Linked DNA regions of Homo sapiens: region 2 is linked to region 1. A link is a contact called in ENCODE Hi-C or POLR2A ChIA-PET data. All regions are on one chromosome and are shown on one strand. The core of a region is the stretch at or near the end of the contact, and the rest is flanking DNA. Distances in the headings are between cores, read along the strand shown.

Evidence for each region. A loop is a pair of places that touch in the nucleus more often than their neighbours do. ChIA-PET counts read pairs that join two places held with the same protein, here RNA polymerase II (POLR2A). Pooled maps may share reads with other maps.
Region 2: a pooled map shows a loop between it and region 1 (2.5-fold over the local background). The contact joins two enhancer-like sites. A Hi-C loop is called at or near these places in 1 of 37 single-sample maps with no recorded cell type and 11 of 50 pooled maps. POLR2A ChIA-PET finds 5 or more read pairs at or near these places in 5 of 52 experiments (CD4-positive, alpha-beta T cell, activated B cell, activated T-cell and 2 more).

Annotation. Positions count from the first base shown.
Region 1 is chr1:24,416,405-24,421,776 of GRCh38, forward strand. It overlaps NIPAL3 (NIPA like domain containing 3), which reads left to right. Exons shown (of 12, transcript NM_020448.5): 2 at 2,887-3,236. The coding sequence starts at 3,144. Among named protein-coding and RNA genes, the nearest start is that of NIPAL3, 3.3 kb to the left of the region's middle. RefSeq lists an enhancer at 2,180-3,379. Within about 2 kb of position 2,732, at least 10 of the 41 ENCODE cell types and tissues checked have a DNase peak (open chromatin) inside an H3K27ac peak, as active enhancers do.
Region 2 is chr1:25,217,781-25,223,152 of GRCh38, forward strand. It overlaps SYF2 (SYF2 pre-mRNA splicing factor), which reads right to left. Exons shown (of 7, transcript NM_015484.5): 7 at 4,496-5,372. Among named protein-coding and RNA genes, the nearest start is that of SYF2, 12 kb to the right of the region's middle. Within about 2 kb of position 3,076, at least 2 of the 41 ENCODE cell types and tissues checked have a DNase peak (open chromatin) inside an H3K27ac peak, as active enhancers do.

The sequences.
Region 1 (5,372 bases), core at 1,482-3,981:
CCAGATCGTCGGGTGGTGGGAAAGAGCGTGTTTTATTGATTTGTTCAGAAAGAGGCAAATTCGAATACAGACGCTATGAGCCACGGCTGTCTCATTTGTAAAACGTGCTCTGTGGGATTGGTGAAATCCGTCATCGAGATAAACGGGGTGGGAATGGAAGCAGAGCACCTAGTGAATTCTCATTCCTTCCTTGGGTCAGTGACCACGTGCTCTAATTGTGGGGTGGTTGACAACGCAGAGGTGACTGCTTGCCTCTCGGGCATATGTAGGTCCTGAAGAAATGCTTCGAAATCAGGAAAAGAGAGTCACCAGGTGAAAAGTATGTGTCTTATAAGGGAGTACAGCTTGCAAAGGGTTCCTCCAGGCTTTCAGTCCGGACTCCCACCCAGCTGAGGGAGAGCCTTCAATCTTTGCAGGCGATGCTTCAGAGGCCTGCGAGTTCCTGAGGCAGAGAGGGAAGCTGCTTTTTAAAAGAAAAATTAAACCACAGCAATGCCAACCACCACAAACAAAAGCAAAACCAGAAAAGCACTTGGGCAAACTACTCTGAAGGATGTTAGGAGGCCTGGGTTCCCACCACTCCCTTGATTGACATGTCGCTAAGGTCTGTTGGCTTTCTCTGACCTCCTGTGGGTGGGGCTGAGTATATCTGCTTGTTGAAGCTCTGGAGTTGTGGTTGATTAGGCCTTAGAAAGGCATTCTTGACTGCGAAGGGGCCACAGTGCACCCAGTGCTTAACCAGCCTGCATTTAGTCAGTCGGTTGGTATGTATACAAGTCACTGTCAGGCTCTGGGCTAGATCTCATTTAGTCAGTTGGTTGGTATGTATAGAAGTCACTGTCAGGCTCTGGGCTAGATCTCAGCTGGGAGCAACTGAACAGGGTATTCCGCAAACACCTCACTGGAGTTTGCGCTCCTCAACTCCATGACTGCTTCATGGTTGAATGCTTCCCGGGGCCTCTCAGAGGTAGAAAGAACCCTGAGCCACTCTTAAGGCTCTTATGATTATTACAAATGCTAAAACATTTTTACAGAAATGTAACACAATAATGCTTTTCACATGTACGTGAAAGTATAGTGAACAATTATGCTTTCCACAAGATTGCAAACACATATTCATAGGGTTTTACAGGCAGGGAAGTCTAGCTATGGGATGTGAATTACCTGATAAAGTTACCCGGTGAATGCTTACATCTCATGTCTGTATATTGGATATATAACCTCGTCTGCAGGTAGTAGCAATAATTTCATCCTGAGGCCCTCTGACAAAGTGAAACCAAGCCAAATGGTTTCTGTAGCTGTCCCTATGCTAAACCTGCATTTGTTGTATCCCAGGACTGGACATGGTGTTCCCCTTATCACATATGTATGTGCTGTCCACACCATGAACCAGAATTCCTGGGCCTAGGGCCGGATAGCAGAAGGAACTGGAAGCTACAGGATACACAGGAGGCAGCTCTCTGAAGCCTCAGGGAGTGGCAGAAATTGTTTAGCTCACAGTGAGCCCTCAGTAAATATTTGTTGGATGAATGCATGAGAGAGAAAGGAATGGACAAAATAAATAATTAAACAGGAGAGAATAAAATTAATCTTAACAGCAGCTCACATTCATGGACCATTTGCTATGCCTGCATTTTACATGTATGATTTCATCAAATTCTCATGACTGCCATGTGGAGTGGGAACATTATTATCTATATTTCACAGCTGGAGAAACTGGCTGAAAAGTTAAATGACCTGGCAAAGGTAAAACAGGTAGCACATGGCACATCAAAAGCAATTTAAAACATTTTTCTATTAAAATAAACATAGACTATGCAGTAGAATACATTTCTAAAAAATGTATAAAAAGTCCTCAAAGAAAACCCTAACACTTTTAAGCAGGGTTTTGGCCATGCCTCCTAGGACACTAGAAGTATACTTTCTCTTCTCTGTTTGGTAGCAAATTTTGAGAAGTGGCACACACCTGTAATCCTAGCACTTTGGGAGGCTGAGGCAAGTGGACTGCTTGAGCCTAAGAGTTCAAGACCAGCCTGATAACATGGCGAAACCCTGTCTCTACAAAAAAATTAGCCAGGCCTTGTGGCACGCGTCTGAGGTCCCAGCTACTTGGGAGGCTGAGGGAGGATTGCTTGAGCCCAGCTTGAGGCCATGTTTGTGCCACTGCACTCCAGCTTGGATGACAGAGTGAGATTCTGTCTCCAAAAAAAGGAAAAGTTCGGGAAGCACTGAAAATATAAGTCCGATGAAATTAGTAGGGATTCTCATCATTGCTGGGTTTATTTGAGGCCACATTATTACCCCCACTTTACAGAGGAGGCAACTGAATCTCTGAGAGGCAGAGTTACCTGGTCACACAGGTTTTCCACCTCCGAGACCAGTGTCACCTCACCTGTGTCAGGCCAATCCTCGGTAGCAGGCCAGTTCTTCTGTTTTCCATGGATGTAGCTTTTCTTCTGATTCTTTTCTTCCTAAGCTGAAACTTAAATAGTTCCCTTTTCGTGGTAGTGGAATTGTTTTTTTTTTTTTTTTGAGACCTGGAGAAGTTAGTATTCTACTTCTTGTGCTCAAGAGCTATGGAAAAAGGGAGGATTTAAGTTAGGGTGCGATGGGAGGAAGGAAGCAGAGTGGAGGAGGAAAGGGAACATTAAGGGCCAGGGAGAAAGCTTTTGAGATAGATGAGTCAGGTTTGTATTAAGGGGAGGACAAAGGCATGATAGGACTTGTTTTTAACTGCTAGAATTGAATTTTGAAGAATTTTTTTAATGGACTCACTTGTCATGGCCGGTTACGTTTTATCTGAATGGTATTCTCTTCTCAGATAACAAAGCTGGGCTCAGTGTTTCCTTGTCCATGCATTTTTAATGTTCCTCTCCACCACCCTAGAGCACCGCAAGAACTGGAAAACACACCCCTCTCTGTCTGCCTGGGAGAGCCACGGAAATTGGCACTTCTCTGAGTGAAGCTGAGGAGAAGGCTGTAAATCTGCCAAAACAGCCTTGAAGTATTCTTTTGTCATGAGGAAGTGACGGCTGCTGGAGGGAGGTGAACACCACAAGGAGAGATGGCATCTGGCCTGGGCCCCGCCTAGCAGCAGCTCCACCTCCTAGGCCAGGCCCTGTGGGATGCGCCACTAGACCACCATGGACGGATCCCACAGCGCAGCCCTGAAGCTGCAGCAGCTGCCTCCCACAAGTAGCTCCAGCGCCGTAAGCGAGGCCTCCTTCTCCTACAAGGCAAGGGCTTTTTTGGGGTTTGGGAATTTGTATTTTCCTAGCAAGGAAGTTACACAGTGCTCTGCATTGGCTAACAGATATGTATGGGGTCTGCATGCCTGTCACTGGTAGAAACAGGCAGGCTCTTCACACAGACAAGGGAATGTGTAAGCAAAAGACAAGAGATGGGCCGGGAGTGGTGGCTCACACCTGTAATCCCAGCACTTTGGGAGGTGGGCGGGTCACGAGGTCAAGAGATTGAGACCATTCTGGCCAGCATGGTGAAACCCCGTCTCTACTAAAAACACAAAGATTGGCTGGGCGTGGTGGTGCCCACCTGTAGTCCCAGCTACTCGGGAAGCTGAGGCAGGAGAATCACTTGAACCAAGGAGGTGGAGGTTGCAGTGAGCTGAGATGGTGCCGCTGTTATCCAGCCTGGTGACAGAGTGAGACTCTGTCTCAAAAGGAAAAAAAAAAAAAAAAGAGATGCTCATTAAAATACATAAAAATAGGGAGGCAGAGAAACACCATAAAAGGTATAGAATAAAAGGAATGCATTCCCACTTAGAAGATTTGATTTTTAAAAAATCACCTACTCTGGGCCAGTTGTGGTGGCTCATGGCTGTAATTCCAGCACGTTGGGAGGCCAAGGCGGGAGGATCTCTTGAGGCCAGAAGTTTGAAACCAGCCTGGGCAACATAGTGATACCCCGCCTGTACAAAACAATTGAAAATTAGCCAGGTGTGGTGGCATGTGCCTGTAGTCCTAACTACTCAGGAGGCTGAGACGGGAGGATTGCTTGAGCCTAAGAGTAGTTTGAGGGTGCTGTGAGCTATGATTGCACCACTGCACTCTAGCCTGGGTGACAGAGCAAGACCCTGATGCCAAAAAAAAAGTATATATATATATAGGTATGTATGTATATCACCTACTCCATTACTTGGAGATAATTTTCATTCGGATTTCAGTATATCTCCTTGTTTTTTTCTAGTATTATAAATTTGGGGTCACATTGCACATAAAGTTTTGTATCTTGGTTGTTTAACTTGACCTTACTTGTGGAATATTTCCCCATGTCATCAAGTAGTGACTGAAAGCATACTTTTCGAATGATTGCCCAATAATCCGTTGAGCTGCTGTGTCAAAATTTGCTCAACAGATCCTCATTGCTGGATATTCAGGCTGTCTCTAATCTGGAGTGGCTGTAAACCATGAACATCCTGGAGTGTAAATCTCTGTGCTGATCTCTGATCCTTTCCTTAGATATAGTCATATAGGTACAACGAATAGGTCAAAGGGAATGCACCTTTTTTAACAAGGGGATTTTAATGACAAATTTAAGTGTTCCTAAATACCTATCAGTGCAGCATCTGATTACTGGGATTTATTGAAAATTATTTTTTTAAAGATCAGAGAGGCCAGGTGTGGTGGTTCATGCCTGTAACTTCAACACTTTGGGAAGCCAAGACGGGTGGATGGCTTGACCTCTGGAGTTCAAGACCAGCCCGGGCAAACATGATGAAACCCTGTCTCTACCAAAAATACAAAAAATTAGCCAGGTGTGGTAGGGCACCTACCACACAAAAAATACAAAAAATTAGCCAGGTGTGGTAGGACCACCTGTGGTCCCAGCTACTTGGGAAGATCATTTGAGCCAGGGAGGAAGAGATTGCAGTGAGCCAAGATTGCACCACTGCACTCCAGCCTGGGTGAGAGAGTGAGACCCCACCTCAAAAAAAAAGAAAGAAAAAAAGATCAGTGACTGCTAATACCGTAGAGCTAAAGGAGACTTTAGAGATCATCTCATCAAACCTCTCATTTGATGGACTGGAACAGTGAGGCTGGGAGGTGAGAAGCGACATTCTTAAGATCCTATAGCAAGTTGAGAGGAAGAGCTAGAACTATTGTTAATTTTAGATAATAATGATGATCATAATAACAGTGACTAATATTTATTGAGCATTTATTCTATCCCAGGTACTGTGCTGAGTTCGTCACATGCCTTTCCTTGAGTAATCTTCACACTAGCACTACACAGTAGGTCCAGGTTTCCTCCTCTGTGGAATAGTAACTGCCTCCTGGTGGTGGTGAGGATGAAATGAATTTATTCATGTGAAGCCCTTAGGCAATGACCCACACATAATGGCCAGTGTTTGT
Region 2 (5,372 bases), core at 1,826-4,325, 800 kb after region 1:
TTTGTTGTGCTCAGCTCCACCACCTGGCCAAAAGCTGTGCAACTGTGCCTCCGACGGAGAGAACAGTGTTGAGTCAAGTCATAATGAAGCCCACATCTCTGAGGAGGTCTTTGAAATAAATGGGCTAATGAGGAAGGCATCTTCACCAAGATGTCACACCCTTGGAGAAAAAGGGCCCATGGGGAGGCAACCCTTCCCTGATGGGCAGGAGCAGGGCAGAGGGGAGCACCATGAGAGGAGCAGAATTAGCCAGGACTGTTGCAGCTGGGGGTGAACACAGCCGCCCTTCTTCCCTTGAAATAAGCAATGGCTGACAAGGATTCAGCAGCAGTCAGGTGAGAGTCAAGGGTGGCTTAACATCATCCCTGTCCCCAGCCACATCCACCTAGAGAGAGAGAACACCCCATTTCCATTTCCACCACTCTCCTGTATCTCCCCGCAAATAGGCCTTGTTTCCTTGTTTAGGTGCCCAATTTTGTCAGTCCCATGGATAGGTTAGGAAGGACTGAAATGAAAGCTCTCCATTCTGTGGGCACAGCATTTTCCAAAGGGTTAGATGTGTCTCACAGGTAGGCACACCTGAGACAGGCCCTTTGCAATTCTTCCTCACTCTTGCCTAGTCAGTGCCCAGGAGAAAGCCTCAACTTGGTGCTAACATATCTTTCGTACACCTCTCATATTTGCTCATATTTGAACAGAGAACAGATTTGAGATCCAGAGCCTTCCACGGGGGGCAGCGTCTGCCCTTCTACCTTTGAGGAACTCCAGATCACACGTACAGGGTCCCACAATTCACGGAGGCTTTGTTCCTATTTCTTCATTCTTTTTACTCTCTGTGCTTCACGTTGGATGGTTTCTGTTGCTATATCTTCAAGTTCACTAATCTCTTCTGTGATATGTCAACTGCAGTCAAATCCATGCTATACATTTCCCATCTCAGAAATTGTTGTGTGCATGTCAAGAATCTCAGTGTGAGTCTTTTTATATCCCGTGTCTCTTTTTAACTTTTCCATGATATAGAGTACAGTGATAACTTTTAATTTCCTTGCCTCTAACATTTGTGTCAGTTCTTGGTTAGATGGATTGATTTTTCTTCTCCTTATGGGTCCTATTTTCCTGTTTCTCTTTTGAGACACTGGGCATTGTGAATGTGATGTTCTTGGGTACTGAAGGTTTCTGTGTTTCTTTATAATTATTCTTGGTCTTTGTTCTGGAATGCAGCTAAATTATTTGCGAACAGTTGGATTATTTCAGGTCTTTGAAGACTTGTTGGGCAAGACTCAAGCAGTGTTTAGCCTAGGGCTAATTATTTTCCACTGCTGAGGCAAGAACCTTCTAAGTATTCTACCCAATGCCTCGTGAATTATGATGATCATAGGAGCCGCCAACACTCGTGGGTATTGACTGCACCAGCCCACCTCAAGAAGCACTTCCCATGGATTAGCCACTTACTCCCAACAACAATCCCATGAGGTTAGTATTATCATCACCGTATTTTCCATTCTGGCTGGTGGGAAAAGCACTATTCCTGGCCGTGAGTGCCAAGTACTGTCTGTCCCCTCTAATCTTTCCAGGTGGTTCTTTCCCTCACCTCTAGGAGTTCCTTGCATACACATGCTGATCAGTACTCTGCCTGGTATTTGAGGGGACCCTCTACAGACATTGTAGCTCTCTTCTCCCCAGTGCTCTGTACTACAAGCTCTTGCCTTGGTCCCTCTAGACTTTCAGCTCTAGCTCCTAAACTAAGGGAGTCTTCTGGGCTCCTCTGGGTTCTCTCTCCACACACCACAGCCTACACAGCCTGAAAGTTCTCCAAAGACAGTAAGCTGGGGCGAACATAGCTGGCTTTCCCTTGGGCATCACTCTTCTATGTCTCATTTCCAGTATCTTGAAAACTGCTGTTTTATATATGCCATCCTTTTTTCTTTTTTTTTGGTTGTTCCACTGGGAAGGTAAACCCATTCTTTGTTAGTCCATCTTGGTTTGATGCAGAAGTCTCCTATTTACTCTGTTTTTGTTTTTGTTCTTGAGCCGAGTCTCACTGTCACCCAGGCTAGAGCGCAGTGGCGCAATCTCAACTCACTGCAATCTCTGCCTCCCGGCAGAGTTCAAGCGATTCTCCTGCCTCAGCCTCTCGAGTAGCTGGGATTACAGGTGTGTGTCACCACACCTGGCTAATTTTTGTATTTTTAGTAGATACAGGGTTTCGCCATGTTGGCCAGGCTGGTCTTGAACTCCTGACCTCAGGTGATCCGCCCACATCAGCCTCCCAGTGTGCTGGGATTACAGGTGTGAGTCACTGCGCCCAGCCCTGTTTACTCTCTCAATCAGATTTTATAATCTTCTTCACATAGATCCTGTGGTTTCTCACTAAATTTGTGCCTAAATATCATTTTTGTTGCTATTATAACTGGACTATTTATTTCCTCCCCTTCTCCATTTCTAGGTACTTACTTCTAGAGTGGAGAAAAACTATTGATGTTTGCTTTCATTTACATTTAATTTGTTGACATTTGCCCTGAAATTGAACCACCCATGGGTAGGCTACCACAAAAGTAACTGCTGTTTTTGCTATTGAAAGTAATGGCAAACGCCGGGCACGGTGGCTCACACCTGTAATCCCAGCACTTTGGGAGGCTGAGCTGGTGGATAACATGAGGTCAGGAGTTTGAGACCAGCCTGGTCAACACGGGGAAACCCCATCCCTACTAAAAATACAAAAATTAGCCAGGTATGGTGGCAGGTGCCTGCAATCCCAGCTACTTGGGAGGCTGAAACGGGAGAACTGCCAGAACCCGGGAGGCGGAGGTTGCAGTGAGCCGAGATCGTGCCACTGCACTCCAGCCTAGGTGACACAGCAAGACTCCACCTCAAAAAAAAAAAAAAAAAAATAGTAATGGCAAAAACTGCAATTACTTTTGCACCAACCTAATAAATTTATTCAACAGCAAGTAAGGGTAAAAGAGGTGAGCATCTAGGTGCAGATGCTCAGCACTGCAACACAAGCTTTACTCCACTCTCCTCTTCATGCTGACTTTCGCCCTCATGCTTGCTACTTCATGACACAAAAGGGCTTCTGCAACTCCAGGCCTCCTGGATGTGATCCAACAAGGAAGGCAGGAGAAAGGGAGGAGCAGCACCTCCTCCCATATCAGGAAAGAAAAGGTTTCTCAAGATAAATTTAGCGTGTGTCCTATTAGCCAGAATTATAACATCTGACCACCTATAATAGTAAGTCAGCCTGGGGAACTAAGCGTTTACCTGGAAATATTACAACAAATTCACAAAAAAAATCTGCGTGCTGGTTGGTAATAAAGAATTAAATTAGGCCGAGGCAGGTAGATGACAAGGTCAGGAGTTCAAGACCAGCCTGACCAACATGGTGAAACCCCGTCTCTACTAAAAATAGAAAAATTAGCCAGGCGTGGTGGTGCAAGCCTGTAGTCCCAGCTACTCAGGAGGCTGAGGCAGGAGAATCACTTGAATCTGGGAGGCGGAGGTTGCAGTGAGCTGAGATCCTGCCACTGCATTGCAGCCTGGGCAACAGTGCGAGACTCTCTCAAAAAAAATTAAATTAAACCAGGCAATTCATAGTCTAAAACACTATTCTTGCATTCTTAGAACAAACCCTGCTGAGTCACAGTGAATTGTTCCTTTAAATACATTGCCATATTCTATTCAACAATATTTTTAAGGTGTTTTTTAAGGCTATTGCGATATTCAGGATCAAAGACCTAAGGTAATGGAAATGGGAATAAAAAGATTGAAACATAGTCAAAGTATTTTCAGAGGCATCAGTGCTTTGTGATAGATCTGTGATTAAATGCACATAGAAATGCCAGGAGAGGAGCTGGGCTCAGTGGCTCATACCTGTAATCCCAGCACTTTGGGGAGGCCAAGGCAGGAAGACAGCTCGAGCCCAAGTTTGAGACCAGCCTGGGCAACATGGTGAGACCCCGTCTCTACAGAAAAATAAATTACCTTCTGTTATGTCCTTTTTCACGTTGCAGGTGGGTATGAAAAAAAAAAAAAGAAAAGAAATGCCAGGAGAGGAAACAAAAGGAGAACAGAAATTTTTTCTGAAGTGCTACTAATTTAAAAAGAGAATAATTAATCACCAGTGGCATCATACTAAAGTTGAAGTATTTGAATTTTTTTTCGAGACAGAGTCTTGCTCTGTTACCCAGTCTGGAGTATAGTGGCGTGATCTCGGCTTAGTGCAACCTCTGCCTCCCAGGTTCAAGCAATTCTCCTGCCTCAGCCTCCCAAAGTGCAGGGATTACAGGCACCCACCACCATGCCCAGCTAATTTTTGTATTTTTAGTAGAGATGGGACTTCACCATGTTGATCAGACTGGTCTCAAACTCCTGATCTTAAGTGATCCACCTGACTCAGCCTCGCAAAGTGCTGGGATTACAGGCGTTGAGCCACCACACCCGGCCAATATTTGAAATTTTCTGAGCTTCAGATTTCTTTGAATTTAAAATATCCCAATTAGATATTTAGCATTTAATTCAACATAGAGAAAAAATAACAACCTTTCCCTCTGGAGTTTTATAAAAATAAATCTATTGCAGTGATAATAGTATTGTGGTCATTTAAGTCTTTATCTTTCAGAGATACATACTAAAATAATTATAGATGAAATTATATATCTAGTATATGCGTCAAAATAAGAGTCATGAAGAAAGTAAATGGAAATAAAGATGAAGCAGGACTGGCCATGAGTTAATGATTGTTGAACAGGGTACTGGGTATATGGGACTCACCAGGGGTATTGGGTGTATGGAATTTCCCATAATAAAATATTCTTTCAGTGTTTGTAGAATGGAAGCATGTATGTATATAAACAAATGTATATATACAAATGTTTGTTTTAAATGATAGACTAAAAATGTTAGAAATTCTAATCCCAAGCATTTATTGCTTTTTAAAAAGGGAACTGTACATGATCAGATCATGGAAGGATAGCTCCACTCCTCCCCGACCTTGGTCACAGGCCGCCATGAGGAGGGACTGCTCCAGTCCTCCGGTGGCCACTGCCATCTTCCTCATCACTGTCCTTAGCTTTGGAGTACACAACTCCAAGTGGCCCGAGTCTAGACTCTATCAAATTCCACACTGATAGCAACAATGACTGCATCTGATGTGTGCTGCTGGCAATCTTAAGCCCAAAATGCTTCAAAGATTAAACAGCCATATACATTTAAAATACATAGAAAAATAATATAATTAGAATGTATACAAAGTAGATTACAAAACAACTTCACTACAAGAAATACATCTTATATCCAAGCACAAAAATGTGGAAATATACATGAAAGGATATACGTTTAAGAAACCACATTTTTATTTCTAAATGCTGAGTGAG